Regions from separate parts of the Homo sapiens genome. Here regions 1 and 2 are each linked to region 3. A link is a loop called in an ENCODE intact Hi-C map of the cell type or tissue named here. Cell type or tissue: dorsolateral prefrontal cortex. All regions are shown on one strand. Each heading gives the region's core, and the rest is flanking DNA. Links, peaks and the distances in the headings are about the cores only.

Region 1 (8,011 bases), core at 2,155-6,154, 300 kb after region 3:
AAGCAAAATGAACCAAAGAAGGAAAAATAGAAAAAAATTGCTCTCAAATCTTTCCTTTCTTTCTTTCTTTCTTTCTCTCCCTCTCTCTCTTACTTTCTTCCTTCCTTCCTTCCTTTCTTTCTTTTTCTTTCTTTCTTCTTTCTTTCTTATACATTTATTTATTTTTGCTAAGGAATACATGTCTGCATTCATGTAGTATTCTGTGGCTGTCTGTTTCGTTCCCATTTCTGAGTGCTGTGGCAACGTGGGTTGGAAAGCAGGGCTCCGCTGGAGCTGGGCCTTCTCTGCCAGCTGCTCAGTCTCTACCTGGAATGGAGGCTGTAGTGGGGCTGGGGTGAGGCCAAGGGAAATGGACATGTGGTACTGGGGCAGGAGACAAGGCTAGGAGGCCTGACAGTCGAGGGCTAGGACTACTGTGTCCCCTTCTCCTCCCTGCCTCACTTGCTCCTCTACCCCACTGGGTCAGGGAGGTTCATTTCTCGACATGGATGCTGTCCGAGAGGCGTAGCCCTTCTTGGAGGCCTCAGATCTAGGCTAAAACCACCTCTGATGCTGCCCGGCGAGGTGGCTGTGTGATCAGAGCCAGCCCCTTCCCCTCTGCTCCCTCTGTGAGCAATCCTAGGTATTCACTCAGTAGATGCTAAAGGCCTGGGGCCCAGGAGGCTCCCAGGGAATGTGGCCCCCAGCCCCTTCTGAAAACAGACGTCCTTCCCTCTGCTTCACTGTCGGCAGAGGCTCCCCTCTTCCTCCTGCTCTGTCCTTTCTCACTCCATCCTCCCTTCTCTGTTTCCTGCCCCCATCATCTTTCTTCTGACCCTTCCTCCCAGCCCTGTTTCTCTCCAAGCAAAAGCGCCAGGAATTCCTGCCCAACAGGCTCTGCTCAAGAACTTGCTAGGAGGCTTTTGGCCCTTGCCTTTCTAGGTAAGGTCTGCACTCAGCAACTTTATGGATGCCAGGAGGGAGCCATTCCTATCTCCCCCAGGCAGAGGCATAATCAGCCTAGAAGGCCAGTTCCACCCCTAGCCTCCCTGGGGCGCTATCTGGCGTCTATACTCATCCTCCCCGCCCAACCCCATCACTGCACACTTTATTTATGGAAGGCCAGGGACACCTGTCTCCATCCTTCTACATTACCTGCATATTCACAGGATCCACCACAGCTCCTGCTTGCCTGGGCCTTGTCAGCTCTGGGCTTGCAGAGAATGTGGTTGAATCAGTGTTAGCCCTGGGCTGGCAGGGCCTACCGGTGGCTGCCCTCACCCTCCTCTGGGCTGGCAGGGCCTACCGGTGGCTACCCTCACCCTCCTCTGGAGCCCACGCTGGGCTGGGCATATCTGCGACTTGGCAGAGGTGGCAAATGGCTCAGAGCCCTGTGAGAACCACCAAGACTCAGCGGTATAGGAAGCAGACGCCTTGGGCTAATTCACAGGCCACTGGAGAGTGACAAAGCGCCCATCGACAGTGGTCGATCAAAGAAGTGGCATCGAAAGTGGCAAAGAGAAGTGTGTCCCCTGAGCTCGCCTCAGAGTAATGACCTGGACGCTGGTGGAGGCAATGATATTTGTTGGTTTGAGAGCTAAGGCCCCTCTGAAGGCCAAGTCAAGGTTTGGGGGCTCCAAACCTTGGACAGCAGCAGGTGCTTGGCTCCGGGACAAAGAGGCCTCTGTCCCGGCTCCACCTGAGAGCACTGGGCTGGCTGTTGGCTGCCCCCTGGCTGCACCGCCTCTCAGCAGCAGATGGCCAGGGGCCCGCAGCGTGCCCTCGCTGTGTTCCTCTCCACGTGCACATCCCTTTCTCTTTGTCTTTCTACACAAATTGCCTGTTTCTGGAGTGGACTCGGCTTTCCACACCATGGGTCCGGGAGGACCGGCCTTCTTGGCAGGTGTGGGAGGAACAAGCCTGCGTGGTGCTGTCCCTCCCTCCCCACCAGGAGCAGAGCAGCAAGGGGACCCTTGAACATTTCCCCTCTGGGGAGGCCTCAAAGCATAGCACAGGCCCGAATGCATTGAGGGTTCAGGCAGGGATGCCAGCGAGCCAGGCTTCTGGGGCCAGGTGAAGGCAGAGGCGGCGACTTGAGCAAATGAGCCTCCTTTGAAGGCACCGCACCCCCACCGAGGACACTGGGCCTGCTTCACGAAGCACGCGTGGGCGTGTTTGGATGAGCGCTGTGTGGCTCTGCAGCTCCGAGGAAACCGCATCAGACACCCCGACAGCTGGAGTGCCTCACCCTTTCAGTCTCCCTGGGATTCCAGGCCATTCTCTTCGGCCTGGCCTCTTCCTATTCACCCATCAGACCAGGCTCAAACCCACCTTGTCTTGTTCATGGTGCTGTAGGCTGGCATTAATTGTATGACAGAATGTTTATTCATATATATATTTTCCCACTAGACTCTGGTGCCAATAGGAAAGGGACACAATTCTACTTAGGTATTTAGTACTCCTGGTACATAGTAGGGCCTCTGTGGAGGCTTATGGAATTCAAATACCCATGGACCAGCCTTGGCCTCTTCTTTCTGGCCTTCAAAAGAAAGGCTTTGCGATAAGTTCTCCCTTAAAACAGAGAAGACCACGGTGCCGGGGTGGGGGTGGGGTGTGACCGTGTTCCTTGCCTATTTCCCTTACAACAGAGAAGACCACGGTGCCGGGGTGGGGGTGGGGTGTGACCGTGTTCCTTGCCTATTTCCCTTACAACAGAGAAGACCACGGTGCCGGGGTGGGGGTGGGGAGTGACCGTGTTCCTTGTCTATTTCCCTTAAAACAGAGAAGACCACGGTGCCGGGGTGGGGGTGGGGAGTGACCTCGTTCCTTGTCTATTTTAGGCTTTAGCCTAAAAATAGATGGGGATGGAGAGGGCTAGGGAGGGCAGGAGGGTCAGAAAACTCCTGAGGTTTCTGGTGGTAAATTGTGAGTACAACAATGGATCAAGAAGGTGACCCCAGAACCCTTGCTGTGTGCCCACTGGGGTACAGCTGGTGACCAGGAGGATGCTCAGGGCTGCCTGTGGGCTCCTGAGTGGAGAGACTTGAGGTTGACCAGTCCATTTCCACTAACTTTGTAGGATGCCTACCTTAGAGGACAAAGGAGGCTGGTGGCCTTCTCTGAGCAGGGCATTATGGTGGCCCCAAAAGGATCACAGGGCCCTTTCTGCCAGCCCCCAGGCCTGTACTTTGTAAGAACTGCAAATTGTGTCCTCATTGTCTGTGTGTATGTGTTTCAGTGTGTGTGTCTTTCTTCTTATCTCTTCATCATCTGGGTCACCTGCCCACCTCTGGACAAAGCTTGCATTTAAATATGGTGCCAGACAGTGACGTGATACAGTTAGCGGGTGATGCTTGCTGCTCTAATTTTGTCTGCTTTTGGGAACTCTGCAAAAATGCTCTTCCATCCCTCACTGGGAGCACTGCTGGACAAATGGTACTAAAGGGACCTGTACCTTGGGGGGCCCAGGTGACACCTGAGACCCTCTGTAGACAGCATGGCAGCCCTCCACTCTCTCGGCTCTCCTTCCTGAGGCTGGAGAACAGAGATCTCACGTTTGCAGAAGTCCTTTTAAAACAAAGTGCCAGAACAAGGATTTGACATCACCAGTGAGAAAAAATAAATTCATTTTTGCCCACACCTCCACTCCCCCGTCTGTTGGTGTCAGACTCTGATGGGTTGAAAGGCGGCACAAAGAGAAAGAGGGTAGGGAGATGATGGCAACTCGGGGAGATAATTGACTTCAGAAATGCTATGTCTTGGATGTAGGAAGAAAACAAGTGAAAATATGTTATTTTACAACCTTGATACTTCTGACCTCATGGAAAAAACATACACACACAGCGTAGGGTGAGCAGGTAGGCAGGAGGAAGGGTCCTAGCACGGGGTGCGGGCGCCCTCGCGTGGCCATGAGAAGTAGTGCCACACGCACACGTTCTCTTTCCCAGAGAAGCAGACGTGCTGCACAAGTGCTTGGCCACCGCCTACACTGAAACTGGAAAGAGCTCACTGAAAAGGAATGCAGTTCATAAAAAGTCTTCCTTCTCTACCCAAGACATTCTTGTCACTCCTAGGGCTGTCATTCTTGAAAAGGAGAGGCTGGTATAGTAGGAAGAAAGCTCAATCCTAAAGCTCAGTTTGGTGTTTGTGGCTTAGCGGCTGGACGTCCTTAGTGTGTCTTGGCTTGTCGCCTGTAAAGTGATCAGCATGACCTGGATGGTGCTTCTGCTTCCCTGCAGCTGGGATGCTCTGGCCTTGAGGATGCTGAAACACCAGAGAGCTGGCCACTCGCTGGTATCAGTCGGGCAAGCGAACTCTTTGTGTGGGATTGCTTCATTTCATTTGAAGTCATTCATTGCTATGATTGTAGTCTTTTTCTGGTTCCCATGAATCTGGTGTTGGCTCAGTGTAACAGAACCAGCCTTATTGTTCCCATTTGCAGTTACAAGAATATTGCCATTGTTATTTGCAAGCCTGATTTCCCTGTCTGGTTACCTGTAATGCTGCTTCTCTGAAATTCTCTGAAAGACAGAAAAACCTTCCCCGCGGGATATAGGTTATCAGGCACCTAAACTCATTGCAGCTCCAAGACATGCATGGATTAGGGACCAAGATGTGGGGCTCATAGTTTACAGAATTTGGTCTTATATTCTCCCTTTCATCTGGATCTTCATACAGCTACTCACTTGCTGCTAGAAAAGAAAGCTCCCAGTGTGCCAGATGGATTCCAAAGTCCCATTTCCTGCATTCATCCCACCATATTTGAAGACTCTTTTCTTTTCAAATGCTTAGCCCGGGTGAGCAGACCTCAACCTTCGCCTAGCACCCATCTTCCTGATCCTGCCTGAGCTTCCAGATCCCCAGTTCCATCTTTACTTTGGTTCTTGTATAAGACGAAGAGAGCATTTATCTTTTCTGTTTAAACCCTTGGGATATTTCTGTTTAGCAAGACAGCAATTTCGGGCAGCTACACTGTTTTATTAAGTATATTAAACAGCAGAGTAGCTCATCTGTTGTCGACTGGCTTTCTTGGCTCAAACCCAATATATCACGGGTGGTTTTCCCAACACATTTTTAAATTCTTATTACTGGCTAGGATATGATTTCACAAATGTTATTATAATAATTCATTAGTATCTTACATAACCAGTAATACAGACTGAACCTTTGCCAAATGCATTGTTATAACTTTTTGGAATGGTGGCCGCATTAATTAATCATTGCTTGTTGAGTGCCTACTATGAGCAAGAGAATTTGCATTTTTGTTCTTTCATTTCTCATGACAGCCCAATAAGGGAGGTAGGATTATCTCATTTTAACCAAAGGAGACTCTGAGGCCGAGGGAGGCTGAGCGGCTTACTCGAGTTCTCGCAGCTGCTATATCCTAGAGGAGACCAAATTCACACCCAGCTTGGACTCCAAAGCTTGTACATTTCTCATCATGTGACCCTCCACCCACAGACTGTCTGAGTACAAAATTCCACAGAGGGCCTTGACTTAGAAGACCCTCTGCCAGCATTTTGTCTGTGGTTTTGTGTGTCGTCTCAGATGAAGGTGACTCAAGACTTCAGGCAGAGGATGTTTTCCATTTAAATCCCCTAAAAGAAAATGGCCCTGTTTCTAGAAGAGAGAAAAGCCCAGACGTCTGCTTGACTTTGCTTCCAGGGGCAAGGACTGGGGTCCAGATCCATAATCTGGGAGAGTCTTTTATGGCTTTCACCTTTGGTGTTGAAGAGGACTGGCAAGCAAACCCCTTGGACCAATGGTTTCACCCTTGGAAACTTAGCTGGGTAGGTCCATGTCACCATGGGACTGGACTGACATTTAGCCAGATTTTGAAATGAGAGACTTGAACCTGAACCCTTGCTTTTCTCTTCTGGATAATTTGATTTTTAGCAAGAGGCTGTTGGAAGACACAAAGGTCCATTTTGTCTCAAAACAGGTGAACATAGGGAAGAGAAACTGAAAAGGGAGGCTTTGGGAGCACATAACTGTTTTCAGATATTTAAGTGCTGTTTGGTAGAAAAGGAATGAGATGTTTTCTGTATAATTACATAAAACAAAACCAAGACTGATGGACAGAAGTTATTTGGGAGCAATCTGTTCAATATAAAGGAAATTTTAAGGGTCTAAGCTACCCAAAGAAGTGAAGGGCTGCGTTGGAGTTTTTCTAGCACTGAGGGTGTGTGTATCTGTGTGTGTGTGTGTGTCTGTGCCTGTGTACATGCGTGTGCGGGGGTATGCCTGTGTGTGCGCATGCATGCGTGACTGTGAACCTGCATATGCACATAGTGGAGGGAGCACATAAGAGACAGAAGGTTTTATCAGACGACCTTCACAATTCCATATTTTCAGGAAGTCTATAATTAAATGTTTTAACATGGGCCTTCAGGCACCACAATTAGCCATTGGAGAGACAGATTTGCTCAAGAAGTCTGCCTGGTGCACTTTTTCTTCGTTGAAAATTTTAAACCTTCAAAAATGTAATAAAAGTAGTGTATTGAACAGCTTCCCTCCATATTTACTATGCACCTTCTAAGAACAAGGCGTCTTCTTCCACAGCCACAACACAAGGTATGAATTCCAGAGACTTAGCCCAGATCCACTTCAGCCTCTGGAGTAGTCTGAATAATGTCCGTTATTACAGTCGCCTCACGACGGACCTGTCCACTTAGCTGCGTTCTGTTGCCATATCTCTTTAGACTCTTCGTATCTGGAGCAGTGCTGTTGCCTTTGTCTTTCCTGACACTGACATTTTTGATGATGACAGACTGATTGGTAGTGTTGGGCACTTTTCAGATGTTGCCCAAATCACCAGCAGCTAGATCTGCCTCTGGCATCTAATACATATGGAAACCGCACGGTGGGATAGGAGGAACTCTGTGCCCTGGTGGCCTCAGGTCCCCGAGCCCTGCCCTGCTTGCAAGCACAACTTATGTGGGAGGCAGTGAGTGCCAGGAATGGATGCTCAAGGCCTGAAGTCTGTCCTGCCACTTCAGGCCATTTGAGTTTGCGCAGATCACCCGCCTCCCGTGGAGGTCCACTTCCTCTTCTCTGCAGTGAGGACCTTTCGTGGCAGTGTTGGGAATGACATGGCATATTACAGGTAGAAGTCCTTAATAAACTCTAGCAAAGTGCTAGACCAATGCAATCGTTTATTATTTATTTTTAACATATCAGCGAGGTGCCTGAAGCTAGAACTGCATAGTGAGATTGAAAAACTTGTGAGGAAAACTATGGGGAAAGATGAAAGCCAGGCTGGCCAGGCAGGACGGCTGCATACGCAGCCATACATGACCCTGAGCTCCTCTCCAGTTGTCAAGTGGTGATCCCTCTGTGCCCACTTCCAAAGCCTCTGGTACCAGCAATGTCCATGGCTTATTGAGCATTTACTGAGGGTCAAGCGCTTTGCCAAGAGAAGCCCAAATTCTCATAAGAACCCAGAAAGTTCCTATGAGCAATATGTTAAGATGCAGAGATAGAGTTTCAGAGAGGTTACGCCATTTGCTCAACCTCATGCAGTCAGGAAATGTCAGGACTGAACAGCACATTACCAGCGCCCTGCAGAGGCCTGGCATCCTTGTCCCCTCCACTCCTCCTATGCCATCCTTGGTGGCCCTATAACACAGAGCCTTGTGACACACAGCTGGTCAGCAAGCCCTACTATAAAGTCACAGGGTTGATTTGAATCTGCAAGTGATCAGCTCTCCTGAAGCAGGACCTTGTCTCTTCACTGATATGCAGATGTATGCTAATAGGCTCCAGAGTCACCCTTCCCTCCACCACCTTCTCAGCTTTATTTATTTACTGACTTGATGAAGTGAAGAGGCTGGAGAACTAAGGAATTCATGAGCATTGCAGCTTCCGGGGCCCCTGGTAACAAACTCCCTGTCTCCCTTTTCCTGCCTGGGGCCCAGACTGGACCGGGGTTTGAGGGAGGAGAGAACACAGGTGCCTGACCATGTGCTGATGAGGCCCTGGACAGCCTTCTAAGGGCACACCCTGGGCACTCGTGAGTTGTCTCCATGTGGGT
Region 2 (8,011 bases), core at 2,155-6,154, 120 kb before region 3:
CCCATGAAACTGTCTTAGGAGAGGTCACGTTTCAAAAAAGTAGTCTAGAATCCTGCCTGTCTCATTTTTGTCTGTCCTGATTTCCTTGCAGCCTGGGCATGCGCTAATTTGTTCTGCATTATCCTGTGACAACTCGGTTGCAAGGACAGAAAGTTAATTCTCTATGAGTCAGGTCTCCAGAGCTACGTAGTCAGGTAAAAAGTCCAATGGGTCTTCAGATAGGATATTTAAGGCCCAAATTGTATCACTTGCACTCACCCACTGCCCAGACCCACAGCCAGCACCAGCTTTCTTGAGTGGCCTGGGAGGGACAGTACCAAGATGACGCTGACTGTGATCAGACAGTTTAGCACTGGACCTCTTCTGGGCTACTTGGCCAAATTAAGGCCATTATCTTCCTTGTCCTTCTTTCATGAAGGCTGCTGAGCTCAGCTAAGTGGCCCTGGGACCCTGTGGAGAAGGCTGACAGTCTTCTTGATCTGCCAGGAAGCCTGGGAGAGACACATGTCTAGTTAATAATAGAATCAGCTACTTGACAAGGCTCTTTTAGTTTATTAGAGGGATGCCTCAGAAAACAGGTGGTTGGTACTAGGGAGGAAAAAAATGGGGGAGTAGTGTTTCTATTTTGCATATGGCATTGGCTTGTGAAGCTACTTCCACCCCTAATCCCTTTGACCCTTTTGTAGCTCAGCTGACCAACAGGGGAATACTTATTTATAGTGTCCCTTCCCCTCCTCTAACTGAGATCAATGCATTTTATTTAATTGGCGTCACCCCATCATATTAGAACATTTAGAATTTGTCTTTATGGCCTTCTTTATACCCCAGGAAGGGCTCTTGAGGGCAACGCAAAAGGGCAGCTTTGGGTGTTGAACGGGGTCTCCATTAATTTGGGATGAACTGAGTGTCAGAAAATTGAGTTTCAAGGGCAGCCTAGGAAACTTGTCAATTTCAAGCTGTCTGCTGTGGAGCCAAAGCATCCTTAGTTGCTGGATTTTGGAGGCTTGTTTACGTTGGTTTATGTAATAGCTACAGTCCCCCAGGTTGATTAAGTAATTTCTTCATTTAGAACATCCTAAATTGCATGACATTTGAGAGATTTCCTTGACCTTGTCAAGGGCAGATGCTCACTTTATTGCTTTTCCTTATTCTTTGCTTAAAGAAAACAGACTGCTTTCTCCCTCACGGCAACTAGAGGTGAGTGGAAATGACCACAGATGTTTTATGATTATCAAGCCCTTGCAGTTGTACGCCCTAAACTGGCTAATAGCTTCTCTCCTGTGTATTCTTGTTCTGTCTTCTGTAATTTTTCCTCCCATTTTCTTTCCAAGTCAAAATCTTTGCCCTTTATGTGAAGCATAATAATACTTAGCATTTATGCAACACTTTGCATTTTTAGGGTCCCGAATGATCAGTAATGAGCTAATCCACACATGGTGATGGTTGTGCAGCAGGCCAGCTGTTACCCCATTGCACAGATGAGAAAACCAAGGTCCCAGTACAGCAACTCCCAATTGAAAGCCAGGCAACCCTTGCACATCTGAGTCCCTGGCTTCAAGTGAAGGCTTCCTTCGCACTTGGCTCCCAGGAGTAAAATCGAGAGAGAAAGAGAAGGATCAGAAGTTAAATTTTCCCTACGTGCTTTCTTTATTAAAATTTAACCTGTTCCCATTTTCAACTATTTCTTTAATAACCTGCCTCAGCCATAGAGAATTCCAGTCCAGTTCAACAGGAAGCTGCCTGCATGCCACTTCCAGTGCCACCCATGACTTAATAAGCCCTTCCTTGCTCCTGTCACCAACGTCATCAATGGAAGTTGTACATGCTTCAGGACTCAGGACACATTCCTCCCCAGTGCCTCTTTCTTGTCTTCTTGGGCCGACAGCTGGCTGGTTATCACAATCATCTGAGTGCACCCACCTTCTAGGGCAGTCTCCTAGGCTATATTTGGTTAGCTTATTTATGAGGATGTCACATAGGCAGAATCAACAACCTTCCTGTTCTTGAGCTCTAATATGTTTATTGTGTCATCACTTCTACAAGAATCATCTTCCTCTTTGAGACAGGAGTAACCTGGGTGGGTCAGACACAATGTGCTTCTTTCAAAGCCACACTGGTATTTCCCAGCACTCTGCGGTTTGTCTGTCTCCCAATTGATTCTCTTTTGATTTGCCCTGAGAGTCTTTCTCATAGGAAAATCAGGTTTTGTTATCAATCTCTAACTTTCCAAGTCGCCTTCCTGCCTTTTTAAAACATACATTGCATTTATTTGTTTCTTGTGTTTGGAAACCTTATCCAGTCCTTCATGAATTCTCAAAAACAGGATTTGTTGAAACTACAATTCCATCAGTCAGTTTTTAATGACATGTCCACTAAGTTATAAGACTGTGGATGGCAAGGACAATATTTTATTTGATTTTTAAAAAAATTCTCCATGGTGCTGAATACTATGCCCTGGCAGATTAACAGGTGCTTAAAACCTGTGTGAAATGCATCTGCCCAGCCCTGTAAGATTCTAGGTCCTCTGGGAAATACTACAAAATATATTATCTTGTCCAACCTTCTAGGAATTTTCAATTTAGGTGGGCAAGCGAGTCTTACATCCATGAAACTTTTAGAAAATAGTAAATGACAATATGATCAAGGGCCAGAATGGACAATAAAGACTGTGTGTATAATGCTCCAGTAAGTAAGATAATTAACAATGGGATCTTATAGGTGGCTAAACTGGCAATGTACTCCAAATGCAGCTGCAGGCATTGGAGGGTGGGCCTCGATCTGGGCTTTGGAGTCAGACAGATTTGGATTTAAATCTGAGGCTTCTGCAATCAAGTAGCTGTGTGATTCGGACAAGTTGCTTAACCCTTGTAAGCCTTGGGTTACTTATCTGTCATATAGGAATAATCCTACTTCTAATAATGCATTCCTATGAGGATGTAAACTCCAACAGGAAAGAGAGTGCTGTCTCTTTTGTTCACTGCTCTACTCCTATTGGCTAGAAGACCAATGACCATTTGTTGATGCAATCAACCTCACCAGGTTTTCATTAGTTTAGGCAATATACATAAATTAAAAGTTGAATGCAGTGCTGAGCATAATATGTGCTCAATACAATTTTAAAATCATTATTGTAGCTTCACTTGGGTTTGGCAGTACTTAACCTTCTGGCCATGTAATCCTTGAGTTCTGTTTCCTGTAGCAATGAGCCCATAGCAATGAACCTAAGTGCTGATATTCTAAAAGAATATCAGGTCTGTAGAAAGCTGTCCGTATATTCTGACCTGCTTTGTGTATTTCTTCAATTACTTCGCCTTACTATTGTATCTTCATTTGTTTGTTTAAATCTTTTGAATCTGGATTTCTTTGTTATTTTCCTCCAGATTTTGTGACTCACTTGAATCATGTCTTTTTCCATTGCCTCTCTGGCATCTTGATAGTTGTAGGTGATTTTCTTATGAAAGACCAGTGCCCACTGTGAGGCCATGGGACACAGCCCGAAGCCCTTTAGCTCCTGGATAACTAGCTAATAGTTCCCTAGAAGGAATGCCCTCAGGCTTCCTGAGGACTGGAATGACTCCTTGGCAGAGGTGAAGCATTTTTTAATCTATCTGAGTTATTTAAAGTTTAAGACAGGGATAACCTACACGAGAGACTATTTTCTTGAAGAATACAGACTTGGGGTCCAGGCTCTGCTATTTGCTAGATTTACAACTTTGGAGAAATTAACCTCTTTGGTTTTCCATTTCTTTTTCAGTTAAACTGTGGTGAAAAAATACCTATCAAATAGGGTTATGGTGAGTGTTAAGAAAACCGATGTGTGCAAAGCACATATATATTTTGTTTTTATTTTTATTTTGTCTGTTTCATGTTTTCAGAAACCATGATCAAAGCATTCATAAGTTCTCCAAAAGGGTTCCATTGGTCCTCAAAGCACTTTTCACACATAAAGAGGAGGATGCTCAAAGAACTAATTTCTTGCAACTGACCTCTAAGTGTGGCTAGTACTTTCAGGCACTGCAGGGGGCTGGCTGCTGTAAAGGATACCAAAGACTGTGGAATTCACACTCTAAGGAGCCAAGACTAACAGGAATACACGAGACTACAGTGAGCAGCACAGATAGCAGTTAATGAGAGCTCAATTAGGTGGTGCAAAAACCTAAGTGCTGAGAGGAAGGTCAATGACAGCTGGGTGCGCTAGAAAGGGTTTGACTGCAGATGCTCTGCAGGCTTCCCCAGCCCTTGAAAAAGTACACTTGAGGGAGGAGATAGGATGAGGCTTTTGTTGGCAGCGTACTGAAAAAAAAAAAAAAAAAGATTTTCTTGGAATCAGCCCCACCAGATGACTTAGGGATACTATAAAAATGAGGCCATACTCGCTACCTGGAAGTCAAGAGACCTCAGCAGCCCAGGAGAAGGCCATGGTGGGAGCACACGAAGATTAAGCTGGGACCACCTGTAGTGGCAAAAATCAATACCTAACACTCAATGCCCAGATGCAGATGGGGTTCTGGCCGTCAGGGGGCACTGTAGCAGAAGCCCTGGAGCCCCAGCTGTGCGTAGTCAGGGCCACTGCGTTTCAGGACTCCAGGGAGTGCCGTTCCCGTCGCGTACACTGGGAAGGTGCCACCTAAAGTCGGCACAAAGTGGCGGCCCCGAGTGTAGCTCATCCTGCATGATAGTGTCTTCTCCAGTCAATATAAACCCTGGGAAGATGCCACGTGTAGTGAAATATTCCTGCAAACTCTATCGACACATGTCAGTTTTCCTCGATCAGCACAAGAGGAGTGTTCAATAAAACAGCGTATAAGGTTAATTACCAGGGCATTCCACATAGTGCGATCACTTTGTTAGTATCACAACCTTTTATATGTCATGTGTGACAACACTGCAAAGTGGTTTGTACTGTTCATTAATTGTAACTTGGAACTTCCTTCATTTGAAAGTGGTCATTTATAGGCACACGTCCTCCAGATCCTGAGTAGGTGGAGATTGTTTTAAAAGGGGGATGGGGGTGACAGTTTCCCCACCTGTCTTCACTAACATGCTTGCTTTTTAATTTTTTTCTTTCTTCCTTCTCTTTTGTCTTTATCCTTCGCTTTCTTTCTCCTTTCCTTCTTCCTTCTGTTGACAAAGGTGAAATGAGTAAGATGCCTTTTAAGGAGCTCTGGGTGAGTGCACTACCTTCTACTCTAGAAAAATAGAATGAAAATGGGCTGGCTGCAGAAACCAGGAACTTGTCTGATCCCTACGTGTATTATTCCCTTTTCCTTGTTCTATGCTATTTCTCATGCTGCCTTTGTGCTTTTGATTCCTGACTTTTTTTTATGGATTTTGTATATGCTGGAATTCAGAGGCTTTCAACATTTTTTTGACTGAAGCCCTGTATGAAATAGATTTTATAGCTTCAGCTCAGAACACACACAGAACTATACACTCACATACTCACATAACAAACAAAAGAATCACTGAATAACATTTAATCTTAAGATGGAGGATGTACTCTGACATTTTATATTCTAATCTGTCTTTTCCTATTTTATTTCATCTATTCAATTTCACTTACAAAAACACTCAACCATAGCTCACTAGATTTATTTCATAGCTAATTAATGGATCATAATTGATAATTTGAAAAACTGTTTTAAATGATTATTAACTCCTGAATTACTCCTGTCTCTTAGTGGTCTTTCATTCCTACCCAATTTCAGCATATGCTTGATTGGATTATTTTCTTGAAATCCAAATGGTGACACCGATAGCATAGATTAAAGAGCAGATAAAAAAATACAAAAGAGCATGCAAACAAGTTTGAAGTACATTAAGTTGGTCTAAAAAGCTTGAAATCTCACATTTTATTCAATATTTTAAAAGGTTTTTCCTTATAGTATTGTAATCTCTACCTGTATGTGAAGAAAATCCTGACAGGCTCATGACATTTTTGCTCACTGTTAAGCAGGTATACACACTGGCCAGTCAGAATGAACACAGGCAGTAGGCAATCTCTGTGACAGTACTGTGGCTGGCTGGTTCAATACCAGATTAGTTCTTAAGCAACAGATCTTCTATTTAAGTTACAAATGCAATCTGAGTTTGGAAATTAGAATATGCAGTCTAGGATTTTCATCACCATTCTGAACTGAATTTAACATTAAATCAACCCTGCACCAGTGTGACAGTAACCTTCCTCCCAACCCCCTTGGAACTTGAAGACAGCCTCTGATGGGGCTGGGCAGAGGAACCTAGGAGGAAGGATGGTCACAGGAATAGGGGCGTCCTTCCCTTCCCCGTAGAGCAATCAGGCCCTGGCAGCTGAGGAAAGGTGCATGTTCATGGCAAAACAACAATATGAGGTCCCACGGATCCTCCTTGCCATTGTATTTCTCTCACACTCTGGCGGGAGCCTTCTTGGGCAAGACTCAAAGGAGGTCAGGCCCAGCTCTCTTGCTCTGGCATGGCCATGCCTGAGTGTAGGAAGCATTGCTCACTCAGATTAACTGGGAGTGCAGGCTAATTGGGGCCACCTTCCTATTCCACCTTTCCCTGTGAGTCAGGTTCTGGCCACTTGCCCTGACACTGACCACTAGAAACTCAGCCTTACAACCTCTCTTGGGAAAAGAAGGAAGCTCCTCCACCCACTACCCCCAGGGGCTGAGTCTGAAAGCACAGTGATAGCTATTGGTAAAGGAAAACCCATCATATCCTCCCTTGACCCTTTATGTCCTGAAAGCAGGAAAAGTGTAGCACTGTACAGAGTTTTTATTAATTTCCTTGTGTAATCTACACTGTCTGACCACTTACTTTGGAATTTTCTACCTACTGCATCTTGGCATCTCTGCTATAACTTCAATTTTTCTATCTTGTCATTCTGTGAAGAGCATTTAAAGTTACATGTGACTATGAAGAAAACATAACGGAATTTTTTGGGGCATTGTAACTCTTTGTATTATTGTAAGCCAGGTCAAATTAATTAATTTCAAATTCGTCAATTGCATTTGCATCACTTAATTATATCTTTCTTGACAATAGATCTGTTGTATTTTTTTCTTTACAAAATTCATGTAAACTTGTTTCAGAATAATCCTTTTATATTTAGGATTCACTACTAAAATAACAGCAAAATGAAATCTGCAGCTCACTCTTTTCAGTCTTCACAAATGAAATCTTAAAGTAGATATTCCAAAAAAGGAGACTGGGTAGCCTTCTGCTCAGTTACCATAATGGGACTTGGAGGGTCAGGGAAGTTCAAGATAAAAATCCCCACTCCCAAATTATTTGCCACACCCAACTTCGTCAAGCTAAGTATGAAGTAAGGGGAGGAAAAGGGAAGGCAGCTGCCAGTCATTGCAAGCTGTCATAACGAAGTACCATAAACTGGGTGGCTTATGAACAACTAACAGTTATCTCTCACACTTCTGAAGGCTGGAAGTCCAAGATCAAGGGGCCAGCAGACTCTGTTCTGATGAGGGTCCATTTCTTGCTTCTTGGTTTAGACATCCGTCTTCTCACAGCATCCTTACCTGGCAAAAGAGGATCAGAGAGCTTTCTGGGGTCTCTTTTATAAGGGGACTAATCCTATTCCTAAGTTCTCCACCCTCATGCTCTAATCACCTCCCAAAGGCCCCACCTCCATCACACTGGAGGTCATAATTCAACACATGAATTTTGAGGGAGACACAAACATTCAGTTCATAACACAGCCAAGTTAAGCCATAAAGTCAGGAAAATAAAGGACCCACCATGGTTCAGGAGATCAGGCTGGAGGTTCAGGACATCAGGCTGGAGAGAATAAGAAGACTTGGCAGAGCTGCCAAGAGGACCTGCCACTTTCTGTGTTCTTAACAATGGCAGGTACAGTCAATTTCCTAGTGCACTTGAGCCCGGCTCCAGGTGACCCTGTGTGTCCAGCCCACAGGTACCTAGTCTTCCTGCCTCCTGCTTGCTCCCACCCTCCCCAGGTCTAACAGCCAGTCATGGGAAGACAACTGTCATTCAGCTTTGATCCAGCATTCCA
Region 3 (8,011 bases), core at 2,692-6,691:
GGTTCAGCTGGGATTTGGACAGCAGGGCAGCCAGGTCCCACAGTGAGCTTACTGGACTTATTGTCTATCGTTGGATAAGGTGACAGGTGTTCATGGGGGCAGTTTACAGAGAATCAATCCCTATTTGTACTAGCTCATTGCACACAGTGCAGATTCCTAAGCTGCCCGATGATGAAAGGTTTATGAAATGCAATCCTAGCTGCCCTCTCCAAAGGAGTTAAAGACCTCATCTGTTTCCCCTTTCTTATTTTTTTTTTTAATTTTTATGCCCCTTCCTTGTTTCTTATCTGCAAACAGAAAAATCATGTCTGTAGTAAAGTTCTTCTAACTTCAAGGAGTGTGGGTGGTGAAAAATTATCATTCTGTCTAGAATTTAAGGTCCCTTTCCAGACATTAATTTTGTCTTACGCCATTCATACTCCTCTGCAAAAAAAGTGGACTCATGAACTGGGAAGTAAATGGTGCATAACACAAATCTGGCTAATGCAAAAGGCAAAGTGAGTCCTCCAGGCACCTGATGAGAAGTACTTGAGCCTTCTAACTCAGAGGAAGGAGCTCTGATTGTTGAGGAGGGAACTGCGATTTCAAAGTGTCCCCTTCCAATCATAGCTCCCCCCAGTCATAGCTTCCCCCAGTCAGAGGTTCTTTAGTCATTGGCTCACTTCTACTGGCAGAAATCTCTAACCACAGTCACGAGCCACCCCAAAGCAGAAGGACCAAGCTGTGCATTCTTTGGGGTAGTTGCAACAATGGAGATTCTCAGTCCTAAGCCTGATAGATCCTGAGACTAGAATGGAAAATGGAAAGGAAGTTTGCTGACAGCATTGGTGAGACCGGTTCCATTAGGCAAGAGATGTGCTTGGTTGAATGAAACCCTTCTGTGTGTAGCCTAGGATCAGCTTTTTCGATTTGTAATTACAGCAATGAGCAGCTGACTGATCCAACACGCCTGTATTGGTGATGCTGTGTTAAACCCAATAACAAAGGAGGGAAAAAGATGCCTTCTCTAGAAGGAGGTTAATGGTGTGCTTTTGTGAAACCTGAAGGCCATTGGGAAATTTTACTTCATGTGGCAAATTCAAGCATTGAAAGAGCTATAGCTCTCAAGATAGTTTAGCATTTAGCAGTGTTCAGAACCCAAATTAGACTTCTGGTTCGGCAATCCCTGAGGATATATTTTGCCTCAATGAATGCACAGAGCATAATGCTGAAACTGCTCTGTCCAGGAGTCTTAGTTCCCAAGCACAGATAGCTTCTACCAATGACACATGGTAGACCACATCCATCTCAACTTGGTTAAAAACAGTAAAATTAATGAAAATTAGTTGATGGTTAGGATGTCTGGCTATGGTTGGGATGGGGGTGTAATTGCTATCCTGTTTCAGATGTGGAGTTGAAATGACTCAACCTAATCTCACAGCCCCTAGGGGACAGAACTGGGATTTGGACCCCAAGCAAAGCAGCCCTAAGTCCGTGCTCTCATTCAACAAGTCATGTCAGTGACGCCCAGTGTCTGTGCCTGCCAGGTACCAGACATGGTTACCTCACCTGTGTGCAGAAAGTAACTGCCAAGCATCATATTATGCTAAGGTTCATTTAAAAAATATTTTCAAGCTCTTCTTGCTATACAGAATGGTAGGATGGGGAATCTCAGACAAGTCACTAGAACCTCAAATATACTTGGTGTATTTCTAACTCTAGTTTTTAATTCATGGTATTCTCATCCAGCAACGTCCTTCCCTCTGCCTCAGATCTAGGATCAGAGTCACTCTCACGGTATTCATGACTCCCACCGTCTCCAAAGAACTTTACAAAACTATCATAGAAAATGACCACCTATTGTGTGCTGTCTGATGAAATTAATTATATGTACCAACCATTGGAAACTCAGTTAAGATTGAAAGCAGTATATGAGTCTTCCTGTAGTTTTGTATCAACATATGTATTGTTTTGTAATGTTTATTAATAATCTCATATGCTATTGAAAGCAACAAAAAGATTCTACGCTAGGATGCTTGATATCTATTTGAGTCCCTCACAGTATTTAGCACAGGATATTATTATTGAAGTTGATCTAAGATGAAAATGCTCAGGTTTAAATCCTGATTCCATTCCTTAACTGTTGTGTGGCTGTGGACAAGCTTTTTCTGAGCCTCAATGCCCTCATTTATAAAATGGGGATGATAATATCACCACTTCATAGGTTGTGATTATTTAATGAGAAAAATGCATGCAAAACACTGAGTATCATGTCTAGCACATTGCAAATAAATATCAATAAATATCAACTCCGATGATTAATTTCTTATTATCTGTACACACCTGGGAGCTTAATAAACATTGGTAACTGTATAGATTTATTACAGTTCAGGGTAAGGACATTTACAAATGTTATTGTCCACCTCTCCTGATTGGGACTAAAGACTTACCAGTGGCCCATGATCTTTATCATCGTTCTGGAGAGAAATGAAATGGTGGTGAAAGGAAGCCACCTTCCTTCTGCACTGCACTGTTATCACCTGCCGTCACAGTTGTTCCAAAGCATTTAATTACACATGTCACTATGCTGAGCACCGCACAAAAAGACTCATCTACAGATAAAATTCTTGTCCATTGGGAGCTCACGATATCAAGGACATTTTGATAGATATGTGAATTAGAACTTAATGGCAAGAAGAAAAAAAATACCAGTTAACATAAAACATCTTTAAAATGAGAAGGAGTATAATAAATTATTCCAGTTCTACAATTTTATAGACAAGAAGCCAAGGTTCACAGAGGTGAAAGGACCTGCCTGAGGTCCCTTAGTTGTGCAGAACTATGAGAAGGATCTTGAGGTCCCCAGATCTTGAGGTCCCAGGGCCCCTTCCTCTCAAGGTCACAAGATCCCACATTCCAGGCAGTGTTGTCCCTATTCATACACAACACAAGGTAAACTTGTGGGAGGCCAAGGCTGGAAGGACTGCTTGAGGCAAGGAGTTTGAAACCAGCCTGAGCAACATAGTGAGACTTCATCTCTACTATGTTGTAGAAAATTAAAAAAAAAAAAAAAATAGCTGGGCATAGTGGGTAAGGCAGGAGGGTTCCTTGAGCCCAGGAGTTCAAAGTTGCGGTGAGCTGTGATTGCACCACTGCACTCCAACCTGGGTGACGGGGCAAGAGTCTGTCAAAAACAAAAACAAAAAAGAAAGAAAAAAGAAAAAAGCCAAGGTAAATCGTACGTCTTAGACATGTGCAAAATGGCAGTGATGTTTTCATTTCACCTCTGTACACTAAAATACAAACAGACAATGAGTACTTTTCTTCTATGCAGTTTGAAAATACATGAACATTTTTATGGGGTTACAAGGAAGTATAATAATTAGCGGTGGAGTTCTAGAAGAATATTTTTAAAATGTGTGTCAAGGCATAGTAGGGGTATGAATGTGTCAGAATTAGCTAAGGAAGGTTCTGTGAGAAACTACATTTTCTTTTTCTTTTCTTTTTTTTTTTTTTTTTTCTTGAGACAGGGGCTGGCTCTGTCACCCAGACTGGATTGTAGTGGCGCCATCTTGGCTTACTGTGATCTCCGCCTCCCAGGCTCAAGCAATTCTCCTGCCTCAGCCACCCAAGTGGCTGGAACCACGGGTGCGCACCACCAAACCCAGATATTTTTAAGGAATTTTTTAGTAGAGATAGGGTTTCACCATGTTGCCCAGGCTGGTCTCGAATTCCTGAGCTCAGGCTACTGGCCTTCCTTGGCCTCCCAAAGTTGTGGGATTACAGGCGTGAGCCACAGTGCCCAGCCAGGAGCTACATTTTCTAGATTTTTTGTTCACATCCTCTAACTTGCTTCTCATAAGGGGAAGCCAAAGATTAGAATAAACTTCCAGGCCCTAGAATTAGACCTCTTAAGAAATCATTTATGTCCATTAGATTATTTCTGTTCGGTTTTTATTCTTTCCTATCACCAAGGAGGTTAATGTCTTCAACTGTCTGAGGAACTACACAAAGTTTACACTCAGAAAGCCCCTCCGCATGTCTACCCTGAATCTTTCTCGCTGCAGTTTAAATCACAGATGCTTCTATGATTGCTTTAGTGGATGTGGATTGACCAAGTCATGGGGAATAAACTCCTGCTTTGTTTTCTTTTGAAGAAGGTTCTCCATCTTCAGACTATAGAGCTTCTTCTCAAATACCAGGTACTTTGTACCTTTCCATTGTATCATATACACATGGATGAATTTAGGAAATTGACTTCTAAAAAGTGAATGAAAAAGAGGAGTAACATAGATGTTCTGAAACAGAAGTGACAGGAGGAGAAAATAGAAAGTTATTTACTATTTTCAAAGCAACTAAGTAGAAAGGTTGATGAAAGAGAGAAAAAAAAGCTGTCACTGAATGATATTTCCATTGGAGGGGAAAATAGGTACCAACAAATGAAAATTGCCTCATCTTTACAAGTTTCACTGAGCATGAAAATGTCCCTTTAAAATTTCCCATAAGCCATGGCTGGCTATGGGATTTTTCCAGTGCAAAGGGAATCTGAGTTCAGGAGGCCAGGGAATGCCAGGGGGAAAGGGATTTTCTGATACTCAGAAGACTCAGAGACTGTCAGTTTAAAAAATGAAAGTAATATAGAAGGGGCAAAGTGGCATTTATCATTCTATCTCTCCAGGCTCCTGTCTCTTTAATCAGCTAGCCTGATTTGCCCAGTAAATGATTCCTGAGAGTGTGTGTGCGTGTGTGTGTGTGTGTGTGCCCGCGCGCGTGTGTTGTAGCTCTGTCAATCCTTGGATTAGAACCAATGATTGCAGCTTGTAGGAGGGCTGTCCAGGGCCAGATTGTACAATGTGTCTCAGTGCCAGAGTATGAGTGGAGATAATTACGGAGAAGTCATACTCTCTCACACCCTCGGCTTTCTTGTTGTGTCCTTCAGCAAAACAGTGGATTTAAATCTCCTTGCACAAGCTTGAGAGCAACACAATCTATCAGGAAAGAAAGAAAGAAAAAAACCGAACCTGACAAAAAAGAAGAAAAAGAAGAAGAAAAAAAATCATGAAAACCATCCAGCCAAAAATGCACAATTCTATCTCTTGGGCAATCTTCACGGGGCTGGCTGCTCTGTGTCTCTTCCAAGGTAAGAGCTTGCTATTGATTTGCCTTCGGTAGACCCAGGAATTGTACAGTGTGCTTTATAAGATTTGCAGACTCCCCGAGTCGGCTGTGCTGCGCTGTTTGCAGGTGGAGGAGAGAGCGTTTAGACAGCATGGCTGGGACTTCATTCTCCCGACTAGGCTGTGAGAATATTGATTTGATTCTGGCTGCTACCGGAATGGGGGAATATGTATGTGCATAAGTAAAATGTGTTTGGTGCTCCTGTTAGGACTGTGCTTGTGTGCAAGGCTCCCTGGCTTCATGCACATTCTTGCACACATACACAACGGAGCACACATGTAAGCAGGGGGAAATGACAGATTCGGAGGGCAACAGGGTTGCTAATGTGTTGCTTATGCGACTGGGAAGAAATTACAAGAGGAAACTTTAAATATCGGCCAGCGAACTTGCAAAGCTTTTAAAAGGAGCAAAGGGGAAAATGCAGGCTAGAAAGAATCAGGTGCTTCCTGTGAGGTTCTGGTCAGCGATCCAGCTGCAAGGGATGAGTCAATTTGCAGCAGTGGGGGACAACTGTATTAGTTTTAAATGTGTTCGGGGGTGTGTTTGTGGCTGGGGTCGGAGGTGTGGAAGCGAGGGGAGCCGGGGCTCTGAAATTCTAAAAAGCTTTTCGAAGTTGAAGGGAGAGAGGCAATAAGAGTCGAATGCTAATTTTCTGTTTATTTATCGGCTGAGCCGGGAGCCCTGGGGGCTGCAGTTGAGTGCAAGCTTTGATGTCCCCAGTGCTGTGTTCTGTGCATTTGGAATCGGCCTCCACCTTGAGTCCATTTGCTGCACCGTGCCTCCCCACACCCCATCCCGGCTCTCACGTCTGTTCGTTCCAGCAACAGAATTATCCACTAATCTTCTTGCTCCCACCTGCCCTGTCCTTTGGGGTAACTAGTTTGCCTCTTTTATATTAAACACAGCTAAAACTCGTAAGGATCGAGACAAGCTGAGAAACTTTCCCAGGGTGGCCCAGCAGGGCTCCGGGAGGAGGAGCCCTCTCTTGGGAGGTGAGGCTCAGTCCTATGCAGTTGTATTCCCAGAGGAAAGTTCCCTCTGACCCGGTGAAAAACGATGGGGAGTCCCACCCCCTCGCCCTCTTCTCCCCCTGCAATATGGAGTTCTCCTGATCTGGACTGAGTCCTGAGCTGTAGTCCTGCTGGCTCTTCTCCGAGGTTAGGATTTAGGGATTGCTGCTGTCCTCTTGACATAGGTTGCAGTGGCTGCAGTGTGGATCCACGTAAGGTGGGCAGAGAGACCAGGCTGGAAGGATCAAATGTGTACACCCTTGACTGGGGCTCGATGAAGAAGGCAAGGGGTGGGGACAGGAGGGATCTGTGTCGGGTGATAAGGAAGTCCAAGGTGGTGAATCTTGCAGGGATGTCCATGATGTCGTCTGCTGCACCCAACCCCAGGAGGCATGGGCCTCAGGATTCCCTGCTGTCCCCTAGGGGCTTTGGTGGGTGTTTGAGTGAAGGGAATCAACTTGGAGGCATCCTCGATTGACTCCTCTTATATAATATGAAGCAGTATCAGTGTGTGTGTGTGTGCGTGCGTGTGTGTGCACCCCTGCTTGTTCTGGGTGCACAAGAATGAAGTGGGGAAGCTGAGTTCAGGATCGGGCAGTTTCGGAAAAGCAGTTTCTGTGGGGGTTGACAGCAAAAATGAAAACTAAGCAGGCAAGGGGTAGGGTGAGGGGTCAGAGGTAGGGAGAGGGAAGGTCCCAAGCCCTCAGTCATTTCTATCTGTCCCGAGATCCATGTCTCTTCTGCCTGTAACATCAAACTGGAGACAATGACCAAACTTCCACCATCAACAGCCCTGCTGGCTGCATGCCAGGAGCCCCAGGGCCATACTGAATTTACATATAAATTAGCATACGTGATTTTTTTTTTCATCAGAATAAATGCAGGGAAGCATAATATTTGCTCATACTTTGAATCATCTCTGAATAGATGAGTAGCAAAGTGGTGGTGCCAATTTCTCTAAGGTGCCATCTGACTTTGTGGTCTTGTTCCTAACTTGGGGTAGGGGTGGTGGCGACAGCACTATCTCAGACCTTATCACATTCTACCGAATCCGGAATTTCTCAAAAAGAATGATGGCCTTATTTGTGCTACCCTCACCCAGTCAGCCCTGAACAGGCTTCAGTGGTCGTAATAGAACAAGGTTGCCCAATTTTAACGCAGAACGACCCCCAAAGACCCGCATATTGCATGCCAGTCAGATGTGGCAAAGGTGATGTCTGTTTTCTCTTTCAGAGGAAGGAAGCTGAAGTCTGCCAGCTATCTCTTATCAAACTTGCAGAATTACTGAGGCAGCCCAGGTCTTGCCTGCAATAATCCACCCCTATTGCATTGACCCAGTGGGACTAGTTAGAATGCAGCACACATTCCAAGGCGATTTTTTCTTCTCCTCTGTTTTTGTTTTAAGCTGGTTCTTCCTAGAGCTGCTGCTTCCTGTGCCTCCTGCCTCTTGAAAAGGTGTCTGGTGCTAATGGCAGGTTAGGAACCCCTCCCTGACCTGCTCCTCCCCACAACCCAACCAGCAACCAAGATCCAGCTTAGGTAGGGAGGGGGGTTTCTGAGGGAATCAGCACTGATTAGTGACGCTGACAGGAGGGGGGATTAGCTCCCTGGGGCTCTGGCCCTAAGATACACCAGGGTTGATTAAGTGGAGGCATCTCGTTGCCGGGAGCAGACGCTACAGAACTGGATCAGGCGCTGTCCCTTGCAGAACACCCACCGCCCACCTTCTGCCACTGAGAGCCTCTGAAAGGAATGGCTGCTTGTGCTGCAGCTTCCTCTTTCTAGAAAACCGACCATTTCTCCTTCGAAGGATTATTGTTTCTTTTAACACCTTCAGATTTGCT

The links. A loop is a pair of places that touch in the nucleus more often than their neighbours do. Peaks named below come from ENCODE experiments on the same cell type or tissue, not always from the same donor. Only the 100,000 strongest peaks of a DNase experiment are listed, where the experiment ranks them.
Region 1: a loop joins it to region 3, with 4 times the contacts of the local background. A loop is called at or near these places in 4 of 110 quality-filtered maps.
Region 2: a loop joins it to region 3, with 3 times the contacts of the local background. A loop is called at or near these places in 3 of 110 quality-filtered maps.

The regions. Positions count from the first base shown.
Region 1 is chr11:131,670,267-131,678,277 of GRCh38, forward strand. All of the region lies in intron 1 of NTM (neurotrimin), which reads left to right. Among named protein-coding and RNA genes, the nearest start is that of NTM-AS1, 11 kb to the left of the region's middle. RefSeq lists enhancers at 86-586, 3,749-4,043, 7,396-7,999 and a silencer at 249-462. In dorsolateral prefrontal cortex, for the core only: a CTCF peak has its summit at 3,887 (motif pointing left); DNase peaks (open chromatin) are centred at 3,895 and 4,229; H3K4me3 peaks cover 691 bases; H3K27ac peaks cover 2,552 bases.
Region 2 is chr11:131,242,253-131,250,263 of GRCh38, forward strand. No RefSeq gene overlaps it. Among named protein-coding and RNA genes, the nearest start is that of NTM, 120 kb to the right of the region's middle. RefSeq lists an enhancer at 3,796-4,441. In dorsolateral prefrontal cortex, for the core only: CTCF peaks have their summits at 4,527 (motif pointing right) and 4,731; a DNase peak (open chromatin) is centred at 4,539; H3K4me3 peaks cover 807 bases.
Region 3 is chr11:131,365,770-131,373,780 of GRCh38, forward strand. NTM (neurotrimin) reads left to right here and starts at 4,846. Exons shown (of 9, transcript NM_001352005.2): 1 at 4,846-5,119. The coding sequence starts at 5,038. In dorsolateral prefrontal cortex, for the core only: CTCF peaks have their summits at 4,716 and 5,056; DNase peaks (open chromatin) are centred at 4,772 and 5,190; H3K4me3 peaks cover 2,338 bases; H3K27ac peaks cover 2,496 bases.